Linked DNA regions of Mus musculus: region 2 is linked to region 1. A link is a loop called in an ENCODE intact Hi-C map of the cell type or tissue named here. Cell type or tissue: left cerebral cortex. All regions are shown on one strand.

Evidence for each region. A loop is a pair of places that touch in the nucleus more often than their neighbours do. Peaks named below come from ENCODE experiments on the same cell type or tissue, not always from the same donor. Only the 100,000 strongest peaks of a DNase experiment are listed, where the experiment ranks them.
Region 2: a loop joins it to region 1, with 2.0 times the contacts of the local background. A loop is called at or near these places in 2 of 42 quality-filtered maps.

The regions. Positions count from the first base shown.
Region 1 is chr6:137,942,295-137,950,294 of GRCm38, reverse strand. No RefSeq gene overlaps it. Among named protein-coding and RNA genes, the nearest start is that of Gm38552, 90 kb to the right of the region's middle. In left cerebral cortex, no CTCF peak of the experiment used is centred here; a DNase peak (open chromatin) is centred at 4,007.
Region 2 is chr6:137,800,193-137,808,192 of GRCm38, reverse strand. The region is part of intron 6 of Dera (deoxyribose-phosphate aldolase (putative)); the gene reads right to left. Among named protein-coding and RNA genes, the nearest start is that of Dera, 50 kb to the right of the region's middle. In left cerebral cortex, no CTCF peak of the experiment used is centred here; no DNase peak of the experiment used is centred here.

The DNA.
Region 1 (8,000 bases):
TGCTATAACAAAATACTATGATCAAGGACCCTGAAAAAAGAAAGTGTTTAACTTATATTACCATTTCAGAGAGTTGGAGTCCAGATAAGGGAGCAAACGAGCAACAGAGAGTTCACATCTTGACCCACAACCTGGAGGCAGAGAGAGATAAATGGGAATGGTGTGGGCTTCTGAAACCCCAAAGCTCAACCCCAGTGACGCGCATCTTCTAACAAGGCCGAACCTTCTAATCCTTCCCATACTTTTCCACCAACTGGAGACCAATTATTCAAACATACAAGCCCATGGGGTTATTTTATATAGGAAAAAATGTATATAATCAGAACTACAAGTATTTTATGATGTTTTAAATATTTGTGTGTGTGTGTGTGTGTGTGTGTGTGTGTGTGTGTGTGTGTGTGTGTGTGTAAGACATGTATACCATGGTCAGTGTCTCTTGCCTGCTGCATTCTATTATTTAGTTCAGGAGAGAAAAGGCTTGGTGCACAAACCATTTCACGCACAGCTTCTCACCATTCTTGTATGACAGCATTGCATTGGCTTCCAGATAATAAGAGTGGGGCCCGGAAAAGGTGACACAAAAGTTCCAGAATCATCCAAACACAGATTTAAAACCAGGTGTTTTGACTCTAGGACCTATGGTCTTTTAAACCCAAACTTCTGCTTACTGAAAATAGTCATTTAATGGCCAACAGTGAGTTTCTATGTTACCAATACTCTGGCCCTCAAAGATAGTTGAGGCTCTTACCAGGAAGATCTTCACAGCCTAGAGAGGATATTCTGTGAACACAAGAACAATGTTCTGTGTGTCCCTGAATTTAATTCTGGACACTATTCATCGCTGAGCCTAAATGGCATATGAATAAATATACTAAAACTTAAAACACCTTGCAAGGTGATGCTAATGTGGTGAGGAACTGCTCTGGAAAAGCACAAAGTGCTGCATCAACTTAGAATGCTGTCTAACTTTGTTCCATTTCAAGCAGAACTTTAATTTCCATTAGAACGCCACAGTAAGCTCTTACACAATCAGGTTCTTTTTATTTTATCGTATGTTGTCTCCTTCACACTCAACAAACCTTCATGAGGAAGACTATAGTTCCTATTTAAAGAGTTCTTTCATTCCCTAATCTGACCTGGCTACCATCTCTTCAGCACATCTACCATACCCTGTTGGAAATAAAAGGAGGGGGCGAAGCTATCCTGGAGGCCCTGGCACACATCCTACAACACTTAATTCTCCCCACATGGCAGTTATCTGCTGACAAGTCTTCCTGTTCTTCAGATCAGTATTAGTTGATAGTTTCCTAAGGAAAACTTTTCAGAATCTCAAAATAAAACCAAGCCTCTCCCTAAAAACAAAACAAACAAGTGGTCACCGCCATCCCAGGGACTGTGGAGAGATGATTCTGGAACTTTTGTGTCACCTTTTCCGGTTAAGAGCATTTGCTGTTCATGCAGAGGACCCGGATCCGATTCAGTGTCAAATAGTCACATTTGGATGACTCAAAGCCATCTGAACTCCAGTTCCGAGGGATCGATGGCACCTTCCTGCCTCCATGGGTATCAGGTATACATATTGTGCAAGTACAGACATGCAGGCACTCACAAATAAACAGAAAATAAAAATGAATGACTCTCTTAAATCATTTTATTAATCAAAGCACCTAACAACCGTCCTTCATAGATGTCTCTCACTGAAGTCCTGGATCCGCAGGTAAAGCCCCACGATGAATATTCCGTTCAGGAAAACACAAGCTGACGCGGGAGAATGCCTTAGAATGAGAATTTTCTCTTTCAACTGCTGGCCATGGTGCTCAGCACATCCTCTGTGAGAGGTCTCTCTGTTCAGACTGTCCCGGGTCCCACGCTGTGTAGCCCAGGCTGTCCCGGGTCCCACGCTGTGTAGCCCAGGCTGTCCCGGGTCCCACGCTGTGTAGCCCAGGCTGTCCCGGGTCCCACGCTGTGTAGCCCAGGCTGTCCCGGGTCCCACGCTGTGTAGCCCAGGCTGTCCCGGGTCCCACGCTGTGTAGCCCAGGCTGTCCCAGGTCCCACGCTGTGTGGCTGCATTCCTTGAGTACTTTCCAACAAAAGTTATAGAACTTGTGACTTGTCCTAGGACACAGTTAAAGGAGCTCCCCCATAGTTAAAGAAGCCAAAGCTGTATAACATCACCAACTAACTGTTGGTATTTCCTTCATGTTCATCTCTTCCTGTGTTTAATCTGCTCATTGTTTTGTGTGGTACTTGTGTTCACACACTCAGAGGCTCCAGATTTCATGGGGACCTGATGACCATCAACCTCCTAGAGAAAGAAGTAACGGATCTTAGAAACTTCAAGTGTGAAATGGTCGCCATGGTCCCTGGAGTGACCTATGACCCAGACCCTCGGAAGGCTGAGGCGTTGCTGCTTTATATACACCTGCCCCAAGCAGGTGCTTAGCTAGGTGTATGCTAGGTACTCCCTATAGAGATTTAGGGTTTCCCTTAGTGGGGGGATAACACCAGAAACGATATTTGACTCTCAAAGTTGAGCTAAGTAAGGATAAGCACTCTTTTTTTGTTGTTTGTTTGTTTGGTTGGTTGGTTGGTTGGTTGGTTGGTTTGGTTTTTTTTGAGACAGGGTTTCTCTGTGTAGCTCTGGCTGTCCTGGAACTCACTTTGTAGACCAGGCTGGCCTCGAACTCAGAAATCTGCCTGCCTCTGCCCCCCGAGTGCTGGGATTAGGCGTGTGCCACCACGCCTGGCAAGGATAAGCACTCTTAAAAAAATAAATAAAAGAAAATATTCTGGGGGAGATGAGGAATAATAAAAAGTTTGAGATTGAATATTATATAAATGGAATAATACGTAAGTATTATTATTTAACTATTCCTATGTACTATTTCATTGTGTGTCTCTGTGTGTGAGAGACATAGATACATGAGTGTATAAGTATGTGCAACCAAGAGTCTATATCCAGAACATCATCCATCTTCCCTGATCACTCTCTACCTCAGAGACAGAGCCTCTGGCTGAACTAGACTCTTGTCTAAATTTCTGCTAGGAAAACTGGCTAAGGTTTTCATGGGATCCACCTGTCTCTGCACCCTAATAATAGAGTAGTCACATGCGGCCATGCCAGCTTTCTTGTTTGCTGTTAGCTATTCAATCCCAGGTCTTCTTGTTTATACAGCAAGCCTTTCTATGCACTGAGCCTCATCCCATTACCCAATACATTATTTCTTTATGTAAATTCTAAAGTCTATCTTTTCAATATCCTTTTTCCAACATCGAAGGAGTTTGGTTTTTTTTAATCTGTTATATTAAATAATTCCTGGTTATGATGTTCAGGGACTTAATTTTCATGGTGAATACAGTCATACTTGGGGGAAAGCTCACAAAGAAGTTAGAAAATTTACAGGAGGATTGTTCTGTGGGAAGACTTCCACCCACGTGGGCTGTAGCTGTGTGACAGCAACTCCTCCCCATGGCCTCCCGTCAAGCCAGAGTTGCTCGAACATGACTGACACATTTCATCTAAGCCCCTACTTGGCTGCTGTAGCCAACTGTCGCTGCTAAATGACTTAATCTTTGCTAAACTTCGGTGCAGGAAAAGCAGCGTCGTTGAAATGCACCCACGTACAGACCCGAGACTCTAATGAGATCATTTGACATTCTGATGGATATGAAGTCTACATTGTGTTGTGACTTGCCTGCCACCATTGATAGGGTGTCTTCCCAGTCTGAGAGGTTCAAAAGTGATTGTTATTTCACAATCCGCCCTAACTCTGAGAAGAACAGGGGAAATGAAGGCGCTAATTGAAGTTATTTGTTACAAGGTAAATTTTTAATCACACTATATACATACTTTTTTTTCTTAGGGAAAAGAATTGTTAAGAGGACAGAGGGGCATAAATATTTAATGTGATCTCCTAAAAATAAAGGGATTGAGTGGGTTCCTTCATGAATGTATATTTATATGCCTTGGGTGGAGTGAGCATTGGAATGCGAGACACCACTAGTTACAGCTTCTGCCTAAGTCCCTTGTAGATAATCCACTTCCACTCTAAGACACCCAGAACTTTCTTACTGGGATTTCGGATCAGTTCGGATTTTGTGGTAAACCCACACTTCCCCAAAGCATTAGTGTGCCGATTCCTCTCTGCTGAGTGAGAATCTTTTCCAGAAACCCAGATAGCCTTTGTGAGCAGGGGTGGGGGTGAGAATGAAGCGGGAGAGCCCCCACTAGACTCCATCACTGAGTCGTGTAAATCCCACTAGAACATTTACATGTGAGGTGGGCAGAAAGGGCCCCCATCGGCATTAGCGTGCAGTGCTCCGTTCCCACCCGGGCTTGAGAAAGATAAATTGCTATTATCAGGAGAATTAGGAAGGGAAATGTATGGCTTATGTCACCGACAGTTTCTTTACCAAAGGAGACTGCCCTATGCTTGTCAATCACCCACCCAGCAGGCTGAGAGCCTGTGTACAAATCTAAATACTCCCAAGTTGGATTTGGATGATCACGGCTCCTCCCGCCCCTTGCCTTCCCGCCCACCTCCATAGAGGGTGTCCATTCATTTGCCTGTGATTCTTTACCATGAATTCAAACTCGTGAGTCTTTCGCCTCTTTTCTCTCTCTACCCCATATTTTCTTTCTTTTTTTTAATTAAATATTTTATTTATTTGCATCTCAAATGCTGTCCCCCTTCTTGGTCCCCCCTCGTAGAGGTCTACCCCATCCCCTTTGCCTTTGAGAAGGTGCCCCACTCCAGGTATCAGGTCACCTGACGCCTGGGCCCCAAGTCTGCAGGACTGGGCGCATCCTCCCTCACTGCAGCCAGACAAGGCAGCCCTCTGCTCCATATGAGCCGCGTTCTTTTTTTGAAATAGTCCCGTTAATTCTTCGAGAATTTCATACAATGTATTTTGATCAGATTCACCCTCTCCCTCCCACTTTCTTTGAACTTTAAAGTTTTATCTTGCCAGCAATCAGAACTCAAAGGCAGACATGCACAAGTTTCGGTCCACACTCAACAATTCAAATTGCTTCTAATTTTGGCAAAATGCCCCGCTATCTCCAACTTCCCAAGGCAGATGAGACACACAAGTGAGAAGAATGATGGTCTCCTGCTATTCACACGCCATGTTGATGGAGTCATTATTTGTGCCAATAAGACTCACTGTCATCTAATTTTAACCTGCTCCTCTCTTAATTATGCCGCATAGTTTTCGGTCCTCTCTTTTGTTAATCTTGCAATCTTCGTTTCATAGAATCTAAGTCTATAAACAGCTGAATTTTTTGAATAATTTACTGAGGGTCTATTGTGTTCAAAACATCCTGCATTTTGTCTTGTGTAGGGGTTAAAAGTTATAAAAATAGAAACTGGATCTGCATGGCACTGAGTGTGGGGCACCATGAAAACGACTGAAGGGGATGGGCGGGATGGCTCAGTGGGTAAAGGTGTTTGCTGCCAAGACTGATGACCTGAGGTCAACCCCCAAATCTGTGTGGTATGTAGAAGACAGATTCCCACTCCTGTAAACTGTCCTCTGACCACACCACATGTATGCTTCAGTTTATTCTCTGTGTCTCACCCCCCCTCCCTCCCTCCCTCCCTTCCTCCCTCCCTCCCTCCCTCCCCCTCTCTCTGCCTCTGCCTCTCCCTCTCCCTCTGCCTCTCCCTCTCCCTCTCTCTCTCTTCCTCTCCCTCTCCCTCTCTCTCTCTCTCTCTCTCTCTCTCTCTCTCTCTCACACACACACACACACACACACACACAAATGAATGTAAAACTATGTGAAAAAAAGAAATAAAGAGTTAGGTCAGGAAAGGGATGGAAAGGGCATTCAATAATTTATTTCATGTTTTAAAAACTACATACTCGATCTTACCATTCTGTTGTAATGTCTTCATTATAGATGTTACTGCCTGGGTGTTTTCTAGTTCACTTATGTATTTATTCTTTTTTTTTTTCCACTTACTCCAAATACAGGAACCATAAGAGGAACAAACTCACAACTTTGAAAGGATTTTTGTCTGAGAATGTCAAAGAAATGTTTAATTACATATCACATGGATGCGTGATGGGTGGATGGATGAATTGTTAGAACCCAGAAGGGTTTTTTAAGCTTGTACCTCCAGGGCACTGTCCTTCTAGAACCTTTAGCCCCATACAGTGACCTAATCTTGTTGCCTAATGTGTATATTTTTAATTCTGAATGTATCCATATTAAGTAAAAAAAAAAATGTGTGTGATAAGTCCACAACAGAACTTGACTCTTTTTTTATTCATCACCTAGCAAGCCTCCAATTTCATAGTGCACATGTGTGTGTGTGCGCGCGAGTATGTGTGTGTGTGTGTGTGTGTGTGTGTTCTGTTGTATATATGTCCTTTTGTGTCATGTGTGTGGAGGTCAGAGGTCAATGTCAGGTGACGTTATTTTTCTTCGCTTGAATTTTTGAGACGGAATCTCTCGATGAATCTGGAGCTCACAGATCTTACTAAACCAGCTGGTCAGTGAGCCTAGGATGGCCCTGTCTTCACCACCACAGTGGTGAAATGACATCAGTGCTAAAGATCCAAACTGGAGCCATAATGTTTCCTTAGCAAGCACCATCCTGAATGAAGTGTGTCCCCAAACCCTAATTTCACAGTCTTTATTTCAAGGTTACCTCTTAATTATTTACTTAGTTCCAAAGAGTTGGGTCGCATCTTCCTGCCCCAAGAATTCTTCCAGCTGCCTTCCTGCAGCTGCATCTCCTCTCTACTTCCCAGTTATGAGATGTCGGCCTTTATACTTATTTGACTTACGACAAGCAGGAGTCTATAGCTCCTGGAAGAGGCTCTGCTGCCTCAGAGAACAAACAGGCCACTCAAAATCCCCGACATTTCAAGAAGCTCATTTGTATTTCATTACAGTTACGATGCTCATGAACAAGTAAGTCTTTACTCCTTTCTCAAGTCAGTGGTGTGAGTAAGCCTTGCACATAATACGCGTCCATGCCACACAGTTATCCTTTGAGAGCTCCTCTCTGCTTGATGGTGTTGCAATTGGCTCTCCACTGTATAGGACATAGACAGAGTTAAAAAGAGGCAGATTTCCCCTTGGGAGATCTGAATGAGTGTGTTTAAATGGTAACTTTTATGTGCAGTATGTCTTACTACAATAAAAAAGATGTAATAACGTAGCTGTAAAAGAATTAAGTGCATACTAGTGGTCACCCCAGATGGGCCTGGGGTCATCCAGAGATGAATAAATAAAGGTCTCAGAGCCAACCTTGAAAGAAGCAAATGGCTTCTACACTGTCTCTCACTCAGGGCTGATTCATGTACAACAGCCTTGGTGGCAAGGGATAGCTATTATTTCACTGTTTTCTTGTTCGTGTGTGTGTGTGTGTGTGTGTGTGTGTGTGTGTGTGTGTGTGTGTGTGTGTATGTGTGTGTGTGTGTGTATTTGTGTATGAGTGTGTGTGTTTGTTTGTGTACGAGTGTGCATGTTTATGTGTGTATGAGTGTGTGTGTATGTGTGTGTATGAGTGTGTGTTTGTGTGTACATGAGTTTGTGTGTATATGACTGGTGTGTTTGTGTGTGAGAGTGTGTGTGTTTGTGTGTGTATGACTATGTGTGTATGAGTGTGTGTGTATGTGTGTGTATGAGTGTGTGTGTTTGTGTGTATGAGTATGTGTGTATGAGTGTGTGTGTTTGTGTGTGTATGAGTGTGTGTGTATGAATATGTGTATATGAGTGTGTGTGTTTGTGTGTATGAGTGTGTGTATGTTTATGTTTATGAGTGTGTGTGTTTGTGTATGAGTGTGTGTTTATGTGTGTATGAGTGTATGTATCTGTGTGTGTATGGGTGTTTGTGTGTGTATGAGTGTGTGTGTTTGTGTGTATGAGTGTGTGTGTTTATGTGTGTATGAATGTGTGTTTGTGTGTATATGTTTGTGTGTGTATGAGTGTGTGTGTATGAGTGTGTGTGCATGAGTGGGTGTGTATGAGTATGTGTTTGTGTGTA
Region 2 (8,000 bases), 140 kb after region 1:
GGAGGGATGACTCGCTAGTCCAGTGCTCAGTCCTCAAGCTAAAAGCTTTCCCTGCCCCTACTCGGAGGAAGCCTGACTCCTCAGATAGTTCTCAGTTGTAAAATGCTTTCTGGCTGACCTCCCACTCTCTAGCCACACCTCCACCTCTTCCCCACACACACTGGAGGGACATGCTGCCTCTGTACATCTCAGCAACACAGATCCAGTGACTTTCCAGCCAAAAGGCCTTCCTTCACATCTGTCCCCAACAAGAGTCATAAGAGTCAACAGCTTTGTGAGTTCTTCCTTCTGACTCCCTCCCAGTGGGTTAGCAGGAAGAGATGCATGAAAACAATGGCCCTGTCTCCCCTTGCTTCCCACAGAGCAAACCACTCTCTCTGCTTTTAACTTGTATACAAGACCTAAGAGATGGCTACCACCTCACCTCACGTGCTGGCTGCCCAGTCTCCATTTACCCATTTTCTGTCTCCCTTCTCTCTCATAAGCCTTCTTCTCAGTCCACATAGCCCAGAACGGGGCAGGACCCCAAACAAACCCCACACCCAACATGGAGAAGACAGGAGAAAAAGCCATGGTCTGTTTGTATTGCAGTGAAGAACAACAACTAGGTAAAGATGAGTGCCAGCTTGTGGTTCAGAGTCTACACTGTACTACAGCATGGCTGATGTGGGCCAAGCCCTTGGACTGGCCCAGAGACCAGCTGACCCACGGGACGGGATCTCTCAGGGGAAACCGGCTCAGCCTACCAAGCCGGCCACTTACAAAAGCAGCTTGTGAAACAACAGATTTGTTCTGTGCTGGCTACCGAGAGTCCTGTTCAAGCTTGAGACTTTTTTTTCCTTTTTCTCTTTTTATTGGTTATTTTATGTATTTACATTTCAAATGTTATTCCCTTTCCCGGTTTCCCCTCTGGACCTCCCCCACACCCCTCCCCCTGCTTCTATGCCGATGTTCCCCTCCCACCTCACCGCCCTGGCATCTCTCTACACTGGGGCTTCGAGCCTTCACAGGACCAAGGAATTCTCTTTCTACTGATGTCAGGCTCTTTTTAAATGACTATTAAACTGCAGGGCTTGGAAGAAAGAGTCCTGTCCTGACCATCGGTTCAGGGTCCTGCCTGCTAAACAGAAGTACTCATGGCCATTTCTGAAGTACTTCAGAAAAAGCACTAACCACCCCCTGCCACGCCCACCCTGGTAACTATCACCCGGCCATGCCCACCGAGGACCCAAGGAAACACTAGCCATCCCACTGCCATGTCCACCCAGGACCGGCTGACACCTGATTCTCTGACAGTTGGATTTATCAACGGTGTAACTATGAAGCTCTTGAGGAAATCCTCATAAAAGTCTCGCTAAAGAGTGTTGGCCTAGACTGTCTCTCTCAGCAGCACTTTCACCATCTACACGGGCTTGATATTTTAGTCCCTCCTGAGCTCGGACACTTTTGTATTTCAGGTTTTCTTGTGGTAGAGTGAGAGGTTTGAGGTCAGTGAACTCTTTAAAAACAAGCAAAACAACATTATTTAGACATTTTTCCATTTTAAAGATTCATTCTTATTTTGCGTGCATGAGGATATAGAAACATGTCTATGTACCACGAACATGCCTGGTGGCCTTGGAGGTCAGAAAACAGTATCAGTTCCCCTGGAACTGCAACCACAGATGGCTGTAAACTGCCATGTGGACCCTGACAACAGGGCAAGTGTCCTCTGCAGGAGCAAATGGCTCTCTTGACGGCTGAGCCACCTCTCCAGCTCCCCTGTTTGTTTGTTTGTTTGCTTGCTTGCTTAACAGTTTACAATCCTAATAGTTTTCTAGGCATTTCAGCATTAATTCTCTATCTACTTATTTAACTCTGGCTAGGGACTGAACCCAGGGTCTTGGACATAACAGACAGGCCCTCCACCACTGAGCTGCACCCCCAGGCCTCCACCATCTACCTACAAACATCCACTTAGACTCTTTGACTGGCAAGTAACAGGGAAATCGATGAGTAAGCGAAGATCTCTTTAGTGACTTACACACAGAAAACGTGGCAGGCGGGATTCCAACCTGAAGACCACATTTCCCACTTGCCTAACTAGCTCGAGGGAAGACAAAAATTACATAGGAGATCACTGAAGTTTACGGGCTTGTAAAGAGCCATGTTAACAAACATTTAAAAAGAAAAGGGGCTCCCGCAGTACCTCCCTCCCTCTGCTTCGCAGCTCCCCTCGGCTAGCATGCATGACTTTGTTTGTATTCACTTGCATTAGGGCCAGGGCCACAGACAGAAACTGTGGATTTCCGGAATGCCCCTTCACTACCTAAGTCGTTTCACTGAATGGCTTGGCTGAGCAATTTAATACAGAGGGTCTCTCTCTTCTTTATTCTAGAAATGGCAGTACAACCTTCGGCTTGTGTCAGCCAGTTTTTCCTCCAGTTAACATAACTTTCTACATTTTTTAGAAAAAAAACTACATCTTTCTTCATTTATTTGTTCTTATGAAGTAAACCTAGAAGCCCTCAAATATTTTTTCTTTGAAATCAAATAAAGAAATATTCATCCATGCAGAAGAAAAGAGAGCACAGGAGAGTCCCTGGCTCCGCTTTATAATATTACAGCACGTGGTGCAGTCTCGTGTCTGTATTTATTTCCAGTCATTTAGTTTATGATGGAGAATAACTTTTGATTACTGATGCTCGCAGTATTATTCTCTCTGTCTTGGACTGTTTGAGGACCTGTATTTTATTACAAAGTCCAATAAAAATAAAGTGAAAAGCCCACAGGTCCCCAAACTGCTTCCTGGCCGGGGCTGTACGTCACTCGTTTCCAATCTGGAAGGAATTTCCTTCCCCTGTAAGTCTCTGTCGCTTGCTCATAAGCAAATTTATCTCCTAATGCCTCCTTCTTTATTTTAGCCATTAATCTCCCATTGAGAGTCCTACCAAATGCTTTCTGCAGATAAAAATATTTAATGTTTACTAGATTTCCCCATTCCACGCAACATATATTGCTTAAAGGGGGGAAAAAATCAATCTTTTCTACCTGAATTCAAGTTTGTTAGTTTGACTCCGTATGTTTCCCTCGGAAGTAAGAAATCCTATTTCTTTTGCTACAGGTTGAATTATGTCCAAACAAAAGAAGTCAAAATTGTAACCTTAGACTCCTCTTCTAGAAGGTGAGCTTATTTGGAAATGGGGTGGTTGAGTTGGTAATCATTTAAGAAGAAAGCACACTGAGTAAAGTGTCTGTTGTCTGGCTGGAATCCACAGAAGAGGCCCAGGCACACAGAGAGAAGATGCCTGACGGCAGAGGTCAGGCCCGGGAAGCTGAGTGTGACCCTATTTCATTCAGCAAAGGTCAGCAAGGAAATGAGTGGGACTGAACCTGCGGAAATGCCTGTTGTAGGAGTGGATGGCAGGCAGGGCGTACATGGCGGGCAGGGCGCACATGGCGCGCCTGCATTTAAAAGTCCTCCCCAGATGGGATAGCAGGTTGGTTTTCACCCTATAAGAGGTTTAACTTCCTGGCCTAGTTTAAGGACGTGTAAACAAAGTTACACTTCAAAGCCCAGTCCCCCAGCCCCTCATGCCTCTGTACCTCTCTCCCTGTGTCTTCCCTGAACCACACATAAGCTTGAGCCTTTTTCTTTCCATCAAAAAACCAAGTCAGAAGTTCTTCATGCCCTCCCCTCCCCTCTCCATCTACCTGTGAAGTCTTACAAAGTTCCACGACACTCCACTGCTTTGCAGTGCTTCAAAGCAGTCTTGGAAATACAACCTCTGGGTCATAGTTACAGGCTGCTAGCCGGGGCCATGCCATTATGTAAGGCTACTCCATTATAATGGAACTGTGACCATTGCCAGAAGTACGGTAACTTAATGCCCTGGATTATGATTATGTGGAGTAACTGCGTCTAGATTCTTTCCCCCGCCCCCAGAGCTGTTTTGGGCATAACCTGTCCCGTGACTACTTATCAATCACGTGATCTGTTACAGAGACCATACTTTTCCTCTGAAACCTACAAGGAGGAGGCCCAACTCCTGCCATGTGGGCTGCACTGTCCTGTGAGCCCCTGCAATGTTCTCTGTCTGTCTGTCCATACCACTAATAACTGCTCTAAGAAATCTCTTACCCCAAAGGGCAATCTGCCCCGGTGTCCCCCTGCCTCTCTCACCCTGCCTCTCTCCCCCAGCCTCTCTCACCCGGCCTCTCTCACCCGGCCTCTCTCACCCGGCCTCTCTCACCCGGCCTTTAACCCAACACTGCTCTGTTCTTACGTTTTCTCCAGTGGTGGAGGCTCATTAACAACTCTTCTTGTTATAAGTTAAACACTTTTACTTAGGAAACATGAGACCTTGTTTTAAAAGGACATTAAAACAAACCAGGCTGGTACACCATGGGGATCAGAATGCACCATCTGGAACAATACTCCTTGAGCAAGGAAGACTTGCAGCACATGACAGGGGCACTCAGGGTGGCTTGTGACAATCTTCTGGTGTCACTTGCCATTTGAATCATATTAAAGCTTTAGGTAGTAATTGGCTCTTAGTCACGGCACGGTTTTGTTTTTTGTTTCTTGTGGTCCAAGTGAATCTCCCGGGACTTTCACGGGTCTTTTATGATTGAATGACCTCACTTATTTACTTTCCGACTTCTCCGCTTCATCTCACTGTCCCCGTATTACTCTCTTCTTAGTAGGTTGGATTTCAGATCAGCTAACCCCTGGCTCCTGCTACTCCCTGGCCCCACTTTTATTTCCTCTGCTTTGCAAAATTCTGGCCGAGTTCAAAACTCCTTGCCCGTTCCGTCAAGGTGCACCCTCCTGTGGGCCCGGGTCCCTCCAGCCCCAGGTTTTTACGAGTGCTTCTCTGCACAGATCGGCATCAGCAGTTCAAGCCCGGTGACTTTACGACTGCGTATCCATGCTTATTTATCTGTCTGTATTATCCCTGAAGATAAGGGCTAGAATAACCTGGAGGACAGCTTGTCAGCTGTTGCCAGCGCGCCGACGGCCCTAGCTTCCCAAAGATAAAGGCAGTTCTGCATCTCCGCCTTCGAAAAGTGTGCAGCATGGGCTGCTGGGCCAGAATCCCCTCACCTAAGCACATCAGCTTGCTTCCTGCGTCTGTTTTCTCTAAGCATGACACTTCATATCTTGCCATCCTTTAGGGACTCGATGAAAGCCAACACAGCCCCTCTTCCCCCACTCCCATGTTTCTTACATTCCCTCACCCCAGCTCTTCCTTAACTCCCACTTCTCTCACCAGATTCCCACTCATTCAATCAAAGGTCCCCGCACATCACCCCCTCCAGAAGCACCCTCAATTCTCATCTTCAGACCTTGGGTTGGGCCCAATGAACCTCTGGTGCAGCTGTAAACGAACTGTCCTTTTCACCTGCTTCTTAAAAATCCATTTCCACTTCCCTGTCCTGTGCCCGGCTGAGCCAAAGCTGCCCGACAACCGAGAGCTATGTGCCGTTCCGTTTGGCAGATGTCTGAAGAGCTTGTACGGCCGCCATCATTTCTGGGATTCAGAAGAGGAAGAGACTTGATAGGTTTGCAAGTGCAGAAGTCTGGATGATAACTAACGGTGATTCGTAACCAGATTCATTTTATAGATCTCTTTTCTAGTGAGTTCACATCTAACATTTTCATCAATCCTCAAAGCGCTGGGGCGGATACAGAAGAGCACAGCTGAGCATCTCATACGCATCTCCTGAAGCTTCAGTCAGCAGCTTCTGAAAAGTGTCGCTCTGGACAACACTGGCCACAGCCTAGCAGGAAGAGTCAGCTGTGTCCCCTTTCTTACAAAATAGGATAGCGTGGGAGTCATGCTGAGGTCAGTGGCTTGCAAGGTTACTGTATTATGTAATAATGTATTCTCATACCTTAATTGTTGGATAATACATGAATTTAATTGCACAAGGTCAGGTCATGTAGGGAAAAACAAGAGCCTGGATCGTTCTCTGACTGCGCTCCTTCACTGGGACTACTCTGACTGAATACTAAAGAGCCACACAAAAGTAGGCCTTGAGTCACTTAGGCGACTCTTGCTCTGCTCTCTGAGGTCATCACGAGATCCTGCACACGGCACAAACTAAATACAGGTTATTTTGGCTCACGGACCTGGAGGCTGGAGCGTCCAAGAACACAGCATTGGTGAGGACCACTGAGCTGCTTCCTAGCAAGGCAGAAAGCACATAGGCAACATAGACAGAGAAGAAAAGTAAGCAGGCACACAGCAGGCTGCTCATGCCTGCGAAAATGGCATTAATCTACACATAAGGGCCTATGTGAGAGCTTCTTAAAGGCCTGCCTCTTAATACTAGCGGCTAGGAGGTTCAACTTCTGCCCAAATGTGACAGGAGGCATTTAGGTCACAGCAGTGCTGTCCAACACACAAATGCCTTGGCTAAGGTATTATTTGTAATGACGAACAGCACCACACTAACACAGTTAGTTCCATTTCTCCAGAAGAACTGTTTCTGCAATAACCTAAATGGTATAAATCACAGACTTGTAACAGTTTAAGTTTAAAGTAACGGTCAAAGCTGTTGACGGAGGATTCCCGACATATCAGAGTACTGATGGACTTGCTTACCAGTTAGTTATAGCTAGAAAATGGCAGGAGATGTGTTCAGGCACTGGAAAGTTGGGAGCTAAAGACACAGACCCTGAGATAACTCAGATTTGCAAGTTAACTGAGAGGCTCTTTACATCAGCTGCTGTAAATATGTTCAGATACATACATAGGAAATATGATTCAGTGAGTTTAAAGACAAGGGCTCAGCAGAAGAGTGAAATGTTGTAGTTAAATGATAATTCCAAAATAAACAAAGAGAAAAACAAACAAACAAAAATTCCAAACCCCAACATATACACTGGCATAAATTTTACCTGGTGAATTGAAAAGCAAACTTGAGATACAAAATAAAGGATAAGGCGCATGAATAAATAAACATGCTTTCATAATTCCTAATTTTCGTTTGGAGAACAAAAGTACTAAGAAGAGTGATAGTGATGGTGAGGATGGTGATGGTGGTGAGGATGGTGATGGTGATTGAAAGTTAACCACATAGGACTTGAGCAGCCTTTGGGACAATACCAGTCTGTCTTACACTTGCACACTTAGGATCCTTGAAGGAAAGCCAGATACCATGGGGCAGATATTTCTTAACAAAATAGTTCTAGGGGCAAGAGATATGTCACAGTGACTACACACATACACTGCTCTCACAGAATACCCAAGTTCAGTTACCAGAAAAGCACTCAAAATTTAGACACCAAAGATCTCAATCTAAATGACACTTTAAATAACATTCTAAATGGCAAGAGAACTTATGAAGGAAGCTAGAAAACACTTTACCTCATGGTGAACAAAAGGAAAAAGTTAGGTCTTTGGAAAGACTAATAAAATTGACAAAACTCCTGTAAGACTCTATCAGGAGAGGGAAAAATAAAAATGAAAAAGCAGCGGTCAGGGTGAAGAATGAGCTGTGACTACAGACCCTACAGACATCAGACTAGGACCATGGTGAGCTGTGACTACAGACCCTACAGACATCAGACTAGGCCCACGGTGAGCTGTGACTACAGACCCTACAGACATCAGACTAGGACCATGGTGAGCTGTGACTACAGACCCTACAGACATCAGACTAGGACCATGGTGAGCTGTGACTACAGACCCTACAGACATCAGACTAGGCCCACAGTGAGCTGTGACTACAGACCCTACAGACATCAGACTAGGCCCACGGTGAGCTGTGACTACAGACCCTACAGACATCAGACTAGGACCACGGTATGAACAACTTCACAACCACAATCCTAGCAGCTCAATGCATCTGGGTGGCAATGGAGCGGATATCTGTAAGAAAGCTTGCAGTCTCTCGGTTATTCATTCGGGGGAGTAGCAAACAAAACAGTAGCTACAGTGTGAGTTACGGGATGTTCTCAACTGACGAAGCCTGTGGATGTCCATACAGCCAGGTTGTGCTGCTAGCGAGCA